Linked DNA regions of Homo sapiens: all the other regions are linked to region 1. A link is a contact called in ENCODE Hi-C or POLR2A ChIA-PET data. All regions are on one chromosome and are shown on one strand. Each heading gives the region's core, a stretch centred on a gene start or an enhancer-like site at or near the end of the contact. The rest is flanking DNA. Distances are from core to core; before and after follow the strand shown. Region 1 holds the start of FKBP2 (FKBP prolyl isomerase 2). Region 2 holds the start of ZBTB3 (zinc finger and BTB domain containing 3). Region 3 holds the start of MTA2 (metastasis associated 1 family member 2). Region 4 overlaps POLA2 (DNA polymerase alpha 2, accessory subunit).

What was found. Hi-C counts contacts between places; a loop is a spot of excess contacts on that map. ChIA-PET counts read pairs that join two places held with the same protein, here RNA polymerase II (POLR2A). Pooled maps may share reads with other maps.
Region 2: a loop to region 1 is called in a pooled map, with 8 times the contacts of the local background. The contact joins the promoter of ZBTB3 here to the promoter of FKBP2 in region 1. A Hi-C loop is called at or near these places in 7 of 50 pooled maps. POLR2A ChIA-PET finds 5 or more read pairs at or near these places in 4 of 52 experiments (H1, WTC11, activated B cell and 1 more).
Region 3: a loop to region 1 is called in a pooled map, with 9 times the contacts of the local background. The contact joins the promoter of MTA2 here to the promoter of FKBP2 in region 1. A Hi-C loop is called at or near these places in 1 of 37 single-sample maps with no recorded cell type and 7 of 50 pooled maps. POLR2A ChIA-PET finds 5 or more read pairs at or near these places in 2 of 52 experiments (PC-9 and activated CD4-positive, alpha-beta T cell).
Region 4: POLR2A ChIA-PET joins it to region 1 with 17 read pairs in PC-9. The contact joins the enhancer-like site here to the promoter of FKBP2 in region 1. POLR2A ChIA-PET finds 5 or more read pairs at or near these places in 2 of 52 experiments (PC-9 and Panc1).

What each region holds. Positions count from the first base shown.
Region 1 is chr11:64,239,809-64,243,351 of GRCh38, reverse strand. FKBP2 (FKBP prolyl isomerase 2) reads right to left here and starts at 2,257. Exons shown (of 6, transcript NM_004470.4): 1 at 2,220-2,257; 2 at 794-968; 3 at 41-153. The coding sequence starts at 964. LOC114841035 reads right to left here and starts at 2,257. Exons shown (of 6, transcript NM_001370414.1): 1 at 1,139-2,257; 2 at 794-968; 3 at 41-153. The coding sequence starts at 2,072. The coding sequence ends at 1,275. RefSeq lists enhancers at 1-544, 1,447-2,347, 2,629-2,748, 2,789-2,848, 2,348-3,250 and silencers at 1,059-1,298, 1,329-2,348.
Region 2 is chr11:62,752,547-62,755,944 of GRCh38, reverse strand. ZBTB3 (zinc finger and BTB domain containing 3) reads left to right here and starts at 1,785. Exons shown (of 2, transcript NM_001370809.1): 1 at 1,785-1,981; 2 at 2,230-3,398. The coding sequence starts at 2,281. RefSeq lists enhancers at 497-1,374, 2,255-3,132.
Region 3 is chr11:62,600,130-62,603,268 of GRCh38, reverse strand. It overlaps MTA2 (metastasis associated 1 family member 2), which reads left to right and starts at 1,404. Exons shown (of 18, transcript NM_004739.4): 1 at 1,404-1,846; 2 at 2,580-2,647; 3 at 3,010-3,103. The coding sequence starts at 1,819. It overlaps EML3 (EMAP like 3), which reads left to right. Exons shown (of 22, transcript NM_153265.3): 20 at 22-120; 21 at 380-510; 22 at 591-1,051. The coding sequence ends at 794. RefSeq lists enhancers at 1-400, 909-958, 2,339-2,388, 1,823-2,533 and silencers at 1,709-1,758, 1,829-1,928, 2,009-2,088.
Region 4 is chr11:65,289,145-65,292,429 of GRCh38, reverse strand. It overlaps POLA2 (DNA polymerase alpha 2, accessory subunit), which reads right to left. Exons shown (of 18, transcript NM_002689.4): 13 at 2,558-2,631. Among named protein-coding and RNA genes, the nearest start is that of CDC42EP2, 24 kb to the left of the region's middle. Within about 2 kb of position 1,514, at least 30 of the 41 ENCODE cell types and tissues checked have a DNase peak (open chromatin) inside an H3K27ac peak, as active enhancers do; they include PC-9, where a contact is called at or near this core.

The sequences.
Region 1 (3,543 bases), core at 1,008-3,507:
TGCACGCCCCCACTCCCAAGCCCATTCCCCCATGACTCACCCCAGCAGCCCCTGGTCCCAGCCCTTGATGACCTGGCCTGTGCCAAGGGAGAAGACAAAGGGCTGGTTCTGGGGCAGGCTGCTGTCAAACTCTGTCCCATCTTCCAGCTTCCCCTGTGGAACCATGAGAAGGCCAGTGAGGAAGAGGGGACCACCCCTGACACCCCCTCCCTCAGCTGCTTTCCCCATCAAGCTGCCCCCCCACGCCCACCCACAGCCCTGGTGGTCAGTCCTTTTTGTTTTTTGAGATGGAGTCTCTGTTGCCATGGCTGGAGTGCAGCGGCGTGATCTCGCCTCCCTGCAGCCTCTGCCTCCCGGGTTCAAGCAATTCTTCCACCTCAGCCTCCCAAGTAGCTGGGATTATAGGCGCCCGCCACCACGCCTGGCTAATTTTGTATTTTTAGCAGAGAAAGTTTCATCATGAGGCCAAACTGGTCTCAAATTCCTGACCTCAGGTGATCCACCCGCCTCGGCCTCCCAAAGTGCTGGGATTACAGGGGTGAGCCACTGCGCCCAGCTGGTCATAGTTCTTTAAGAGGACAGAGCCTTGGGCAGCTCACAGTACACTGTCACTGCCTGCTGGTGCCCACCTGGGCAGTAGGCAAGGGCAAGGCAGAACCATGGAAACTGGCTTAGAGGCGAGAGGGGACTTGCCCAAGGTCACCTACCTGGCTTATGGAGAACCAGACTCCCAAGCACTCTCTGGTCCTCGGAAGCCCCACCCACTCCCAAAAGGCCCGCCCAACCCACTCACCGTGTAGTGCATGTGCAGGACATCCCCTTTGCGCGATTTGATGGGACAGTGGTCCACCCGCTTCTTGACCCCGATCTGCAGCTTCCTTTTGCCCTCGGCCCCCGTGGCCGTGGCCACGGCGCTCAGGCAGATGGACAGTACTGTCAGGACCCGGAACCAGCTCAGCCTCATGTCTCTGTGGGCACAGACCCCGACCGACCGACTGAACGTGGGGGAGGGCAGGGAGAGTATGGAACACGGGTAGGTAACAGGAGGGTTCCACCGCCACTGTATCTTCCTTGCCCCGGGGGATCCCCTTTGTCCCGGGTCACCGCCCTCTCCCCCGGGCTCCGGGGCCACACTTACCAGTCCAGTGAGAAGGGGGCTTGGCCGAGGACCCCAGCAGCGGGGGGAGGGGGTCAGGGGAGGCCACAGCAGCCAGGGACCCGCCCCTTTGCTCACCCCCATACCTTCCCTCCCTCCCAGTCCCCACCTCCGCTCTTCAGTTCCCGCCTGTCCCTTTACGCAAAGTCCAGACCCTATCTGGCTGCACTGCAGTTGCCCCGACTGGGCGGCCCCACTCACGCCACACCCAGCTGCCCCCGGTCCAGCACACCAACACCTCTGCGGCCGCTGCAGGGGGCCGGCCCCGAGGCACCCACACATCCCCACTGGGTGGCTCCGAGGAGCCCGGGTCCTCGGGAGATACCCCCCAGCCTGGCCCTGTGCTTCCGCCCGGGGCGCCGCCCCAACTCTGAGCCCTTGGGGGTCTCCGGGGCACCCAGACTGGCCCTGTGTCTGCTGGCCGCCGAGCCCGCTCCACCCACACCACCTCTCCCGGTGGAGTTCTCGGCCTACGGCGTCCCCAAGCCCGGCCACCACGGAGACCACCCCCGCGAGGACGCCCGGGGCCATTACTCGGGCCAGGCTCCTCACTTGGCTCCTTGGCACCGCCCTTCGGAGGACGCGGTACCGCCCCCGGGCCTGCAGCCCCGCCTTCGACAGAACTAGACCCCTTTTCCGGAGCCGTAGCCACGCCACTCACCGGCTGAAGCCCCGCCCCCAGCGCCTCCGCTCCGTCCCCCTCTGCTTCCGACCCCGAGGCTCCGCCTTTCACCTCCTCCAGCTCCTCCTTCAAGAGCCAGGCTCCGTCCCCCGACCCTCCTAGCTCCGCCCCCCGCCGCCGGGCTCCGCCTTCCACTGGCACCAGCTCGGAGGTCCCACCCGTCCCGGTTCCACGTCCCGCCCCGAGTCCCAGGACTCCGCCCCGTGCGGCGTGAGAACCCTCCCCCTGCGGCATCTCCGGACAGCTCCGGCCCCCACCCCCAATTTCCTCGTCACCTAGCTCTCGTTGACACTCGGAGCCCGGTCCGCTTCTGCCCGGCCTGATCCAGCCTGCCCTCTTGCACCCCGGCTCCCCCCAGCCCGGGCTGTGGCCCCCGCTCACCTCCTCGCCGCGCCCCCGGAGTCAACCCCGGTGGTGCTGCCGCCTCTGCGCAGGCGCGTCCTCGTCGCTACCAGGCCGGGCCACGCCGCCCTCCCTTATTGGACCGTGCGAAACCCGCGGCCACACGCCCGCTGGCACGGGTCTTTCCCGAGCCCCGCCCCCGCGACGCCGCTGCCCTGCGTCACTTCCGGCGGAGCGGTAGTCTGTAAGGTTAGGTGAAAGTGACTTCCGAAAAGGCCGGAGACACTTCCGGCCGAGGTGATAGTAAGGTCAGGCGGGCGTGGGTTCCCGGAGGGGGTCTTGAGGCGCCATTTCAAGTCGCCCCCAGCCTCTCCCACAGCACTCCTGTTTTCCCGGGCCTCATCATGGCCCACGGCCCTCAGTCGCTGTGGAGCCTGGGCTTCACAGTGACACTCACGTTTGAACTCCCGGTCGGCTGTGTGCTTGGTAGAATTTGTCATCCAATACAGGCGTGTAACACGGGCTTGATGACACCCACCCCACAGGGCCCCTGCAGGACCGAGATGATGTCCAATGACAAGCCCTGGCTTCCAGCCAATGCTCCTGCCCACATCTCTCTCCCAGGAGCCAGGCTTACCTCTACCTGTGCACCTGGGCTGTGACTCATGACTGGAATGATCTGGCTGGGCCTGTTCCCCCACCAGACTTATTTTCAGGCGCCCCAGCAGCCACCAAACATCTGTCAACTGAAGTAATGAACCTGCAGTTGAGAGGCAGCTAAACCTAGGTTGAAGGTTAGGGAGACAGCTGAGTTGAGGTCAAATCCCCCCGGCCAGTTAGCCTTTCTGAGCCTATTTCCTCAATTGTAAAAGGAAGACAATCATGATGCTGACCTCAGAATCGAGCGAGGAGAAAGTGAGGAGGTGCATGTGAAGCATTGTGCGTGACTGGTGGGGCTAACTGGGCTCTGGAGGCGGTAGCTCTGGGGCCCTAACCCCTTTCTGCCTCATGCTAATTGACCTATGGCATGTCCAGTGACATCATGACTGAGAAAATGATTTGAAAGTAGTAATCGCTGTCAGGAATTGTCTCCTGGTTCAACCCACTCCTGCCTTAGGCCCACTAAGATCATACCCACATGCTCTGACCCAACACCTCAGAGAAAGCCTCCATTAGGGTGGCTGCCCCTCCCAGTGGCTGCCCAATTGAGTTAACTCTGCCCCTGAATGTCCTGCTTCAGCAGGCAAAGCAGTGGTGCCCAAGGTTGGCCTTTCATCCACCCCAAACCACTCAGCCCTGGGCACTGGAGGCTGCAGGGAGAAGGGTAGGGGCTGGGCTTGGGCTAGGATAGACAAGTCAGGAG
Region 2 (3,398 bases), core at 536-3,035, 1.5 Mb after region 1:
ATGTTGGTCAGGCTGGTCTCGAACTCTCGACCTCAGGTGATCCACCTGCCTCGGACTCCCAAAGTGCTGGGATTACAGGCATGAGCCACTGTGCCCGGCCCATTTCTTAGTTTTAATTCCTATACAGTAAATATTGTATGGCTTGTAAGAATGAACACAGTGTCTTGAAGAGGCATGATCTCAAGCTAAGGCCAACATATCCTGAATGTATGTAGCACAAGTTTGTTGTATAGATGAACTCTCCCTAATTCTGGTTAGGTCTGATCGGAGGGCCTGACTGCAGAATAAAGTAGAGATGCTTAGGGTGGTGGGTGAAGGAGTGAGGATTAGGGCACCGAGTTTACTCCTCTAGTAACACTACCTGGGTCAGACGGGGCAGTTATCAGTGACTCCCAACTTATAGCCTTTTCCTCTGGGTGTGTAGAGACTCTCAAAGATTTCTTCAGTAGACACGGTTTTTGCTTCTTCTCTCCTGTCCTGGGACATTTTATGATCCTGACCCCATTCTTACCCTTCCTACCAGCACCTGCTCAGCACGCTCTGGAAACAAAGAACACTCTATCCTCTCACTGTAAATTGACTGTAGAGTCCAGGCTAGGGACACCACGACATCATCCCTGTAGCTGCTAGTTCTTTCATGCCATCACTGAGCCGGGAGCCCCGGAAACTTAGCTTGGAGGAGTGGAGCAGTAGGGCATCTTAAAATGTTTTTTTGTTTGTTTGTTTTAGATGGAGTTTTGCTCTGTCTCCCAGGCTGGAGTGCAGTGGCGCTATCTTGGCTCACTGCAACCTCTGCCTCCTGGGTTCAAGAGATTCTCCTGCCTCAGCCTCCCTAGAAGCTGGGATTTCAGGCACGCGCCACCATGCCCAGCTGATTTTTGTATTTTTAGTAGAGATGGGGTTTCACTATGTTGGCCAGGCTGCTCTTGAACTCCGGACCTCAAGTGATCTGCCCGTCTCAGCCTCCCAAACTGCTGGGATTAAAGGCGTGAGCCACCGAACCCGGCAAATCTTAGAATTTTTGAGAGGAAGGGACCTTCAAGAGACAAACGCAGTTCAGGGACGTGGGGCTATTGCCCACAGTCACCAGTTGGTTCTCTTTTTTTGGGGGGGTGGGGGGATAGGGTCTTACTCTGTCGCCCAGGCTGGAGTGCAGTGGCACGATCTTGACTCACTGCAACCTCCGCCTCCCGGGTTCAAGTGATTCTCCTGCTTCAGCCTCCCCAGTAGCTGGGATTACAGGCGCGCGCCCCCAAGACCTGCTAATTTTTGTATTTTTAGTAGAGACGGGGTTTCAGCATGTTGGCCAGGCTGGTATCGAACTCCTGACCCCAAGTGATCCGCCCTCCTCGGCCTCCCAGAGTCCTGGGATTACAGGCGTGAAGCACTGCGCCTGGCCTAGTTGGTTCTCTTTTTCCCTGTCAGCCTGTAGCGGGAGTGGCTTGCTGTCAGCTCGGGTCCGACACTGCAGGGTTCCCGACCTCCAGCCTCGCCAGGAGAGCGCCGCGTTCAGCGACTCGGAGCCGGGTACCTCCTGCCTGCTGGATTAGGTAGAAGGAGAAGCTCAGCCAATCCTGAGGGCTCGGAGGCAAGGAAGGCGGGACGAAGAGGAAAAGTTGAGGACAGGAGCGTCACCCAATCCAACGCCTGACTGCAAAAGCGATGGCGGCGAGCACCCAATTGTAGACGGCAGTTAGAGGGAGGATGGTTAGTGGAGAGCGGACCAATCCGTGACAGGGGAGGGCAATCTTAAGCCAATTAAAGCTGAGAAGGTGGGAAGGGGCGGAGCTCGCCCTGTGGCTGCTCGGTGGTGGGTGAGGTATCAGCTTTCTCCGCTAGTTCCCACCCTGGTAGTCCTTAGCCCCTGGAATGCGTGAGGGAGATGCTTAGGGAGTTCTCGAAGTGGGGCGTAGAGGCATCGCCTGGCAAGGCCTGGGAGCGAAAAAGATCTCTACTTCGTGGAGCCGTTGGACGCTACCGGGTGGGCATCAAGGAAGCGGAGGGTGGCTAAGGGGCGGGACTTCCGGGGGCAGGGCTTATCGGACGGGGGTGGGGCCTGTTCTAAGGTTAGGCCGAGGTGGGCGGAGCTAATGGGAGAGCTTTGGGTGTGACCTAGGAGAAAGAAGGGCAGTAACTTAAGCGATTGTTTTGGAGTGGCAAGTGATAGTTAAGGGCTGATAAGGTTGCTGGGGAGGTTACCTGTCTTAACTCACTGCCCTTTTTTCTCAGGGAGCCACTGGTGGGGACCTTTTTTGGGCCCCCTTTCCTTCGTGGGGTACTATGGAGTTCCCAGAACACAGTCAGCAGCTGCTGCAGAGCCTCCGGGAGCAGCGGTCCCAGGGTTTCCTTTGTGACTGCACCGTGATGGTGGGTAGTACCCAGTTCTTGGCCCATCGGGCTGTGCTGGCCTCCTGCAGCCCATTCTTCCAGCTTTTCTACAAGGAGCGGGAATTGGACAAGAGGGATCTGGTGTGTATTCACAATGAAATTGTCACAGCCCCAGCCTTTGGGCTGCTTCTGGACTTTATGTATGCTGGCCAGCTGACCCTGAGAGGGGATACCCCTGTGGAGGATGTGCTGGCAGCTGCCAGCTACTTGCACATGAATGACATCGTCAAGGTGTGTAAGCGGCGGCTTCAAGCCCGGGCCCTGGCAGAGGCAGACAGTACCAAGAAGGAGGAGGAAACCAACTCACAGCTTCCTAGTTTGGAGTTTTTGTCTAGTACTTCCCGTGGCACCCAACCTTCGTTGGCATCTGCTGAGACATCAGGCCACTGGGGCAAAGGGGAATGGAAAGGCTCTGCTGCTCCCTCACCTACTGTCCGTCCTCCAGATGAGCCACCAATGTCTAGTGGGGCTGACACTACACAGCCTGGCATGGAGGTTGACGCACCACATCTGCGGGCACCTCATCCACCAGTGGCTGATGTCTCTCTTGCCAGCCCTAGTAGCTCCACTGAGACCATTCCTACAAACTACTTCTCTTCTGGCATCTCAGCAGTTTCATTGGAGCCACTGCCATCTCTTGATGTGGGTCCTGAGAGTCTGAGGGTGGTGGAACCAAAGGATCCTGGAGGACCACTGCAAGGCTTCTATCCCCCAGCCTCAGCCCCAACGTCAGCCCCAGCCCCTGTCTCAGCTCCAGTTCCATCCCAGGCTCCAGCCCCAGCTGAAGCTGAGCTGGTCCAGGTGAAAGTTGAAGCTATTGTGATCTCTGATGAAGAGACTGATGTGTCAGATGAACAGCCTCAGGGTCCTGAGAGAGCTTTCCCATCTGGAGGAGCAGTGTATGGGGCACAGCCCTCCCAGCCAGAGGCTTTTGAAGACCCAGGGGCAGCAGGACTGGAGGAGGTGGGGCCAAGTGACCACTTCCTGCCAACAGACCCTCATCTACCCTA
Region 3 (3,139 bases), core at 155-2,654, 1.6 Mb after region 1:
GGGCGGGCTCCCTCTCCCCAGGGGACGTGGCTGGAGGCTGCAAGCAGCTGAAGAATCGCTATGAGAGCCGAGACCGGGAATGGGCTACCTACACCTGTGTGCTGGGCTTTCACGTCTACGGTGAGCAGGGGCGTGGAAACCTGCTGGAAGGGTGGGGGACAAGGTGGAGCCCAGTTTGGGCTTGGAACGCTGGGCGTGTGTCGTTGGGTGAGAGTCCAGAAACCTGAAGATCCAGCCCAGGAGGCCCCTCGGGACCGGGAAGGCTTGCCTGGAACGCGGCAGTGGGTGGCCGCGGCTGCCGGAGCGCCTGAAATGGTGTAGCTCTGGGCCGTGGGTGGCGGTGGGTAGGAGGTCGGGCTGAGGCCGGCCGCTGTGCTAGGCGTCTGGCCGGACGGCTCCGATGGGACCGACATCAACTCCCTGTGCCGCTCCCACAACGAGCGCGTGGTGGCGGTGGCCGACGACTTCTGCAAAGTGCATCTCTTCCAGTACCCGTGCGCTCGTGCCAAGGTGAGGCCGCGGGGATCGCCGGGGTGGGACCGGTGGGCCCGAGGGCTCAGCCGCCACCGCAACTCTTCCCTCCGGCCCAGGCGCCGAGCCGCATGTACGGGGGCCACGGCAGCCACGTGACCAGCGTCCGATTCACGCACGACGACTCGCACCTCGTCTCGCTGGGCGGCAAGGACGCCAGCATCTTCCAGTGGCGAGTGCTGGGCGCTGGGGGCGCGGGGCCGGCGCCCGCCACGCCCTCTCGAACCCCCTCCCTGTCCCCCGCCTCCTCCCTCGACGTTTGATCGCTGCCTGGCGGGACCGACTGGCCCGGCGGCGTGGCCCCGCCCCGCCCTGCCCTTCCCTGGCCCAATCCCCCACGACTAGGGGCCGACTCTTTCCTGGACTGACTTCGAGACATTCCCGATCGCGCATTTTCCTGGAGGGCGCGAACGGCGCCCCTGCACACACTGTTTAGACCCGCTGGCTGAGCCGGGCAGCCCCAGCCTAGGCCTTGACTCCCGCTGCCTGCTGAGGGGCAATAAACCAGAACCAAAGTCGCCTCCCGGTGCTTTTGTGGGGCGCTGCCGGGCGCCTCCGGGGCTCTGTGGGGTGGGGACGAAGGAAAAGAGGCGTGCGGAAAGGGTAAGGGAGCGTAGACCATTTATGCAAATGACAGGCAAAGCCGCTTGCAAATAACCTGGCGAAGCGCTAAGGCGCGCGAGTCTTTGGGGCGCGAGGAGGAGCTGCAGGGCTCCAGCGAGGACAGAGTTAAGCCCGACTCCTCTCCCGCCCTCGGAAAAGGGGGTGGGGCCGAGCTGCGACGGAAATAGCCGAGCGGTTGCCCGACAGGAGCCGAACTTCTTCCGGAAGTAGCCGATCTGCGGGGTCTCGCTCTCCGACCTGAGCCGAGCAGTGGGCCTTGTTCTCCGGATCGGCCGAAGGTGTTCCGGAAGGAGGCGAACCCTGAGGCGGGCCCGGCAAGCCTTCCCTGCGGCCGGCAGAGCCCAACGACTAGTGGGACTCCGCGGGGGCGGGGGTAGCTGGAGCCTGGCTCTGGCCTGGCAGGAGCCGAGCTCGTTCCGGAAGAAGCCGAGCGGACGGGGGCCAGCCTCAGCGTCCCGGGAGTGAGGCGATAGCTGCGGCGGCGACAGCGCGGGCCGGGATGAACCGCGACGGCTGAGGCAGCGGAGGTGCCGGCTGCGCGGGCCCCAGTGAGACTCCCTCGAAGCGGCAGCCCACCGTTCGGGGCTTTGCCTCGAGCCGAGCCCTGCCCCCGCGAGCCTCCCGGACCCCTTTGTGCGGCCGGAGGCGGCGGCGGGAACGGCCATGGCGGCCAACATGTACCGGGTGGGAGGTGAGTACCGGGCGCAGGGATACGGGGCCCGGGGCGGGAGAGGTTGGGGTAGGGACCTGAGGGGCTCGGCACCGGGTGGCGCGAGGCGCAGCGTATGGGGCAGCGTGGACCGGAGCGCGGACCGGAACCGGAACCGGGAGACGAGGAGAGAGGGTGCGGGGAACCGCGACGCGGCAGGGCTCCGAGACTCCCAGAGAGAAGCTGCGGGCAGCCCCGACGGCACTTTCGGGGCTGCGTCAGGGGCTCCCCGGGGCACGGAGTGGCCTTCGGAACCGGTTCCGAAGGAGCTGACAGGGTAGGGAGGGAACGCGAGGGGCTGGGGCGACGGCTTTGCCACCGCGGGGGAGCCGCCCGGAGGTTTCCTCTTCCCAGGCGTTATTGTGCGCCTCGATTCGAAAAGGTAGGGGCCCTGCGCTAGAGCGGACAATTACTTCGCCGCGACTGGGGTGCAACTCATCGCTGAGTTGTGGGGACTGCAGGGGAACCCCTGCTTCTTGCCTGTTCCTTAAGGCTCTCTTTTGAGTAAAGGATCTAATTTTAGAACTAGGTGCGGTGGGGATGGGGGACATCCTTATTTTCTCTTAGTCTGTCCACTTTCACATCTCAGCGCCCTTTCTACCTGAATCCTTATCTCCTTTTGATCCACTCAGGCCAACTTTCTCTCCTACCCTGGTGCTCTGCGTCTCCCATCTCCTCTGATCTTCGTGGTTCTCCCCCCTCCCTTCCCTTACAGATTACGTCTATTTTGAGAACTCTTCCAGCAATCCTTACCTGGTTAGACGGATTGAGGAGCTCAACAAGGTGAGTGGAGCAGAATCCCTCTCCCTCCCTCCCGCAGTGGTCTCTTCTGAGGTTTCTAACTTCTGGTGGAAGAGAGGATCCTATACTAAGTACCCATTCATATTCGTTCATTCATTCATTGGATGTATTCAGGAAAGGCTATTGAGAGGTTAGCAGGAACTTTACTATTCTGTCTCTTGGGGGCAAAGGAAAGGGATTTGGAAGTCTATCCTTGAATGTAAGTCTTTACTCATATTTTCTTGGGCTTTTTAATTTAGGTCCCTCTGAAACTTACTGTTATTTGTCTCTTTGTGCATTTCTGTTCCCAGATGATCAATTTCCACTGCTACGTTGTTTTGTTTTTGTTTTTTTCCTCCCCTTAGACTGCAAATGGAAATGTGGAGGCAAAGGTTGTCTGTCTTTTCCGGCGCAGGGACATTTCTAGTAGCCTCAACAGCCTGGCTGATAGTAATGCCAGTGAGTATCTTCCTCCCTTTCTTTTTCTCCTACCCA
Region 4 (3,285 bases), core at 265-2,764, 1.0 Mb before region 1:
TAGCCTTCCTGCTCATGGTTAGAAAGCGCCTATAGAAGGAGGGATCAGAAAAACATCCCAACTATGCTCAGCATTGCACAACCTCGTACGTCACAGCGGGAGGGTCCTCCAGCTGCTCCCGCAAACAGGACGAGAACCGCGGGCTCTGCTCGCTTTCTCTGAGGTGCTTTCTCACTGGCTCTTTTTCTTTTTCTGAGATGGAGTCTTGCTGTGTCGCCCAGGCTGGAGTGCAGTGGTGCGATCTCGGCTCATTGCAACCTCTACCTCCTGGGTTCAAGCAATTCTGCCTCAGCCTCCCGAGTAGCTGAGACTACAAGCACCCACCACCACATCTGGCTAATTTTTGTATTTTTAGTAGAGATGGGGTTTCGCCGTGTTGGCCAGGTTGGTCTTGAATTCCTGACCTCAAGTGATCTGCCCGCCTCAGTCTCCTAAAGTGCTGGGATTATAGGCGTGAGCCCCGTGCTTAGCCTGGCTCTGACTTTTACTAATGATGACTCAGCTTAATGCTCTGCATTTCTGACCTCTCAGGAATACAAAGAAATTCTCTGCCCAAGAACTGTTTATATACTGTTTCTAGAAGGGTGGGGCAGCTCCCCCTGCCCTGTGGCACACACTGGCCATAGATGAAAGTGCCTGGTGGTGCTGGGCTCTCATCCCCAGTGTGACAATGCCTCATCTGTGCTTTATTTCTATCACTGCTGTCAATACCACACGGGGTAAGGAACCAAAAACAGAACCCGACCTCAAACTGAAAGCACCCAGCCAGTGTTAGGGCACTACAACACAGTCCCTGCCTATCCCCAAGGGCTGACAAAAGAACACAGCCCTGCTCCTGTGTTTTGGGGGTCTATCTCCTGAGGAGTTCCAACCACTCTCCAGGCCTGATGAACTTGACCAGGATCACAGCAAATCTGGGGAAGAGGGAAGGCACCTGCATCACCTTCATCTGAGGGAGGCAGGGGAGGAAAGGGCAGAACCAGACATGGTTGTCACTGGCACAACCCAAGTCTCTGATTCTGGGGTGAGTTGGGGGATGTTCTTTATTCCAGCTGTGACATCTACCATCCTGGCCCACACTGCTGGTACAAGAAGGTAATGTTACAACTTATTGATTCTGGGATCAGTTCTCATGGCTAAAAGGCGGAAGGTTAGACATCTTATTTTAAAAACCACCTTTGTGACAGACTCGTTTTTAAATGCTTAGCCTCAGGAATATTTGTATTTTATTAGCTCAGCTACAAGCATGCAGATCTTGTGAGGAGATCTACCACCTATACCAACTTCTTTCAAACCCTGGCACTGGGGAAAAGGGACAGGAATGGAGGATGTCAGATTTCTGAATAACTTTCCACTTCCGGCTTTAGCCTCTTCCTGGAACAGTGACTTTCCTCTCAAATGAGAACTGCACAGCTCTCTCATCACTGCTGTAACCTCTCACAGTTCCTTCCGTTTGGTCTATGGCAAGGATTCAAGGCCCCACCCTCACTGAGAGTTTCTATCACCACCAGCTGTAGCCACTGGCAGCTTCCCACGCACCCTGGGGAAGCACTGACTTGGGAGGAACTTGGGCTTACCCAATACAATCACTTACACAACAAGATGTTTGGGGTCTCACAGGATTTCACTGCGTAAGTCATCAAACACTTCTCAAAACCATCCTGGGAAGATTCCCGTGGAATATTAGTTTATACAAAAGGGAGTGAGAAAAGGAACTAAGTATAGAAGAGAAAGAGCAACCAAAGAGTGAGAGCCGATGCAGCCTTGTCAAGTATGTTTATCTTTGTGTTTTACAGAGATGCCTCTTAACTTGCACTTGAAGTTCAAGGGTTCTAGCTGATCTCGGTAGTTCAAAAGGAAGGAAAGAATAGGAACTGCCATGATTTTTTTTTGGAAAAGGAGTTTTGTTCTTGTTGCCCAGGCTGGAGTGCAATGGTGTGGTCTCGGCTCACTGCAACATCTGCCTCCTGGGTTCAAGAGATTCTCCTGCCTCAGCCTCCGCAGTAGTTGGGATTACAGGCATGTGCCACCACGCCCAGCTAATTTTGTAATTTTAGTAGAGATAGGGTTTCACCATATTGATCAGGCTGGTCTTGAACTCCTGACCTCAGGTGATCCGCCTGCTTTGGCCTCCCAAAGTGCGTGAGCCACCACGCCCAGCTTTTTTTTTTTTTTTTTTTTGAGATGGAGTTGCGCTCTTTTTGCCTAGGCTGGAGTGCAACGGCACGATCTTGGCTCACTGCAACCTCTGCCTCCCAGGTTCAAGTGATTCTCCTGCCTCAGCCTCCCAAGTAGCTGGGATTACAGGTGCCCACCGCCACGCCTGGCTAATTCTGTATTTTTAGTACAGACAGAGTTTTACCATATTGGCCAGGCTGGTCTCAAACTCCTGACCTCAGGTGATGTGCCCGCCTCGGCCTCCCAAAGTGCTGGGATTACAGGTGTGATCCACTGAGCCTGGCCCTGCCACGACTTTTAAGCAGTTTCAGTTTCTTAATGGGAAGCTCTGGAGAAACCTAAGAAGCTTAAGGTTCTGTCCAGTATTTTGAAATCTGACCTTCTTGTGCCTTCAATAATTGTTCGTAGACACTGCTTGAAAATGTCTTCAAATGGACTTGTCAGTAGACAATTCTGCAAGAAAGGAAAGGAGACAGATTTAGACGGCAGATGTTTGGTGTTTATTCACTTGTTTAACATTGTTAGGTGACCCATAGAAGTCAGCTGTTGGGCTAGGAGCTGAAGGAGACGCAAAGATGAAAAAGACATGGTCTTTGTCTTAAGGAGCTAAGTCTAGTCGAAGGGAGGAGAAGAGATGTGGGAATTAACCCTCTTGAATGCAATCTGAGAGAGACTAAAAGAAAGAGTACTTTGAAATATTTTCCATGGAAGGTAAAGTATCGTGAGACGAAGGATTGGAGGTCCCAGACCTCAGCCATGGAGATGTCCCAGGAAGGACCATTCGTGTTTTATGCAAAGGACAGCAAGATGAGTTATAAGCTTGGGGTATTGGCCAGGACAGGTTCTTTCACAGGGCAGCCCATGACTGCCAGACACCTGCATTTGTGCTAGTGCTCTTGTGCCTTAGCAGCAGGCATCACAAACAAAGGAACATTAGGACTTATATGTCCCTCCCCCAGCTTCCAGACAGCCTTGTATTCTGGTGAAAGGAGGCCCTTGGATTCCAGATCTTTATTAATAAAGTGCTCTGCTAAAATGATTTTCTGATTAGCCACAGGACTTAATGTGTTTGTTACAGATGTGGGATAAACACTAAAAAATGAAAAG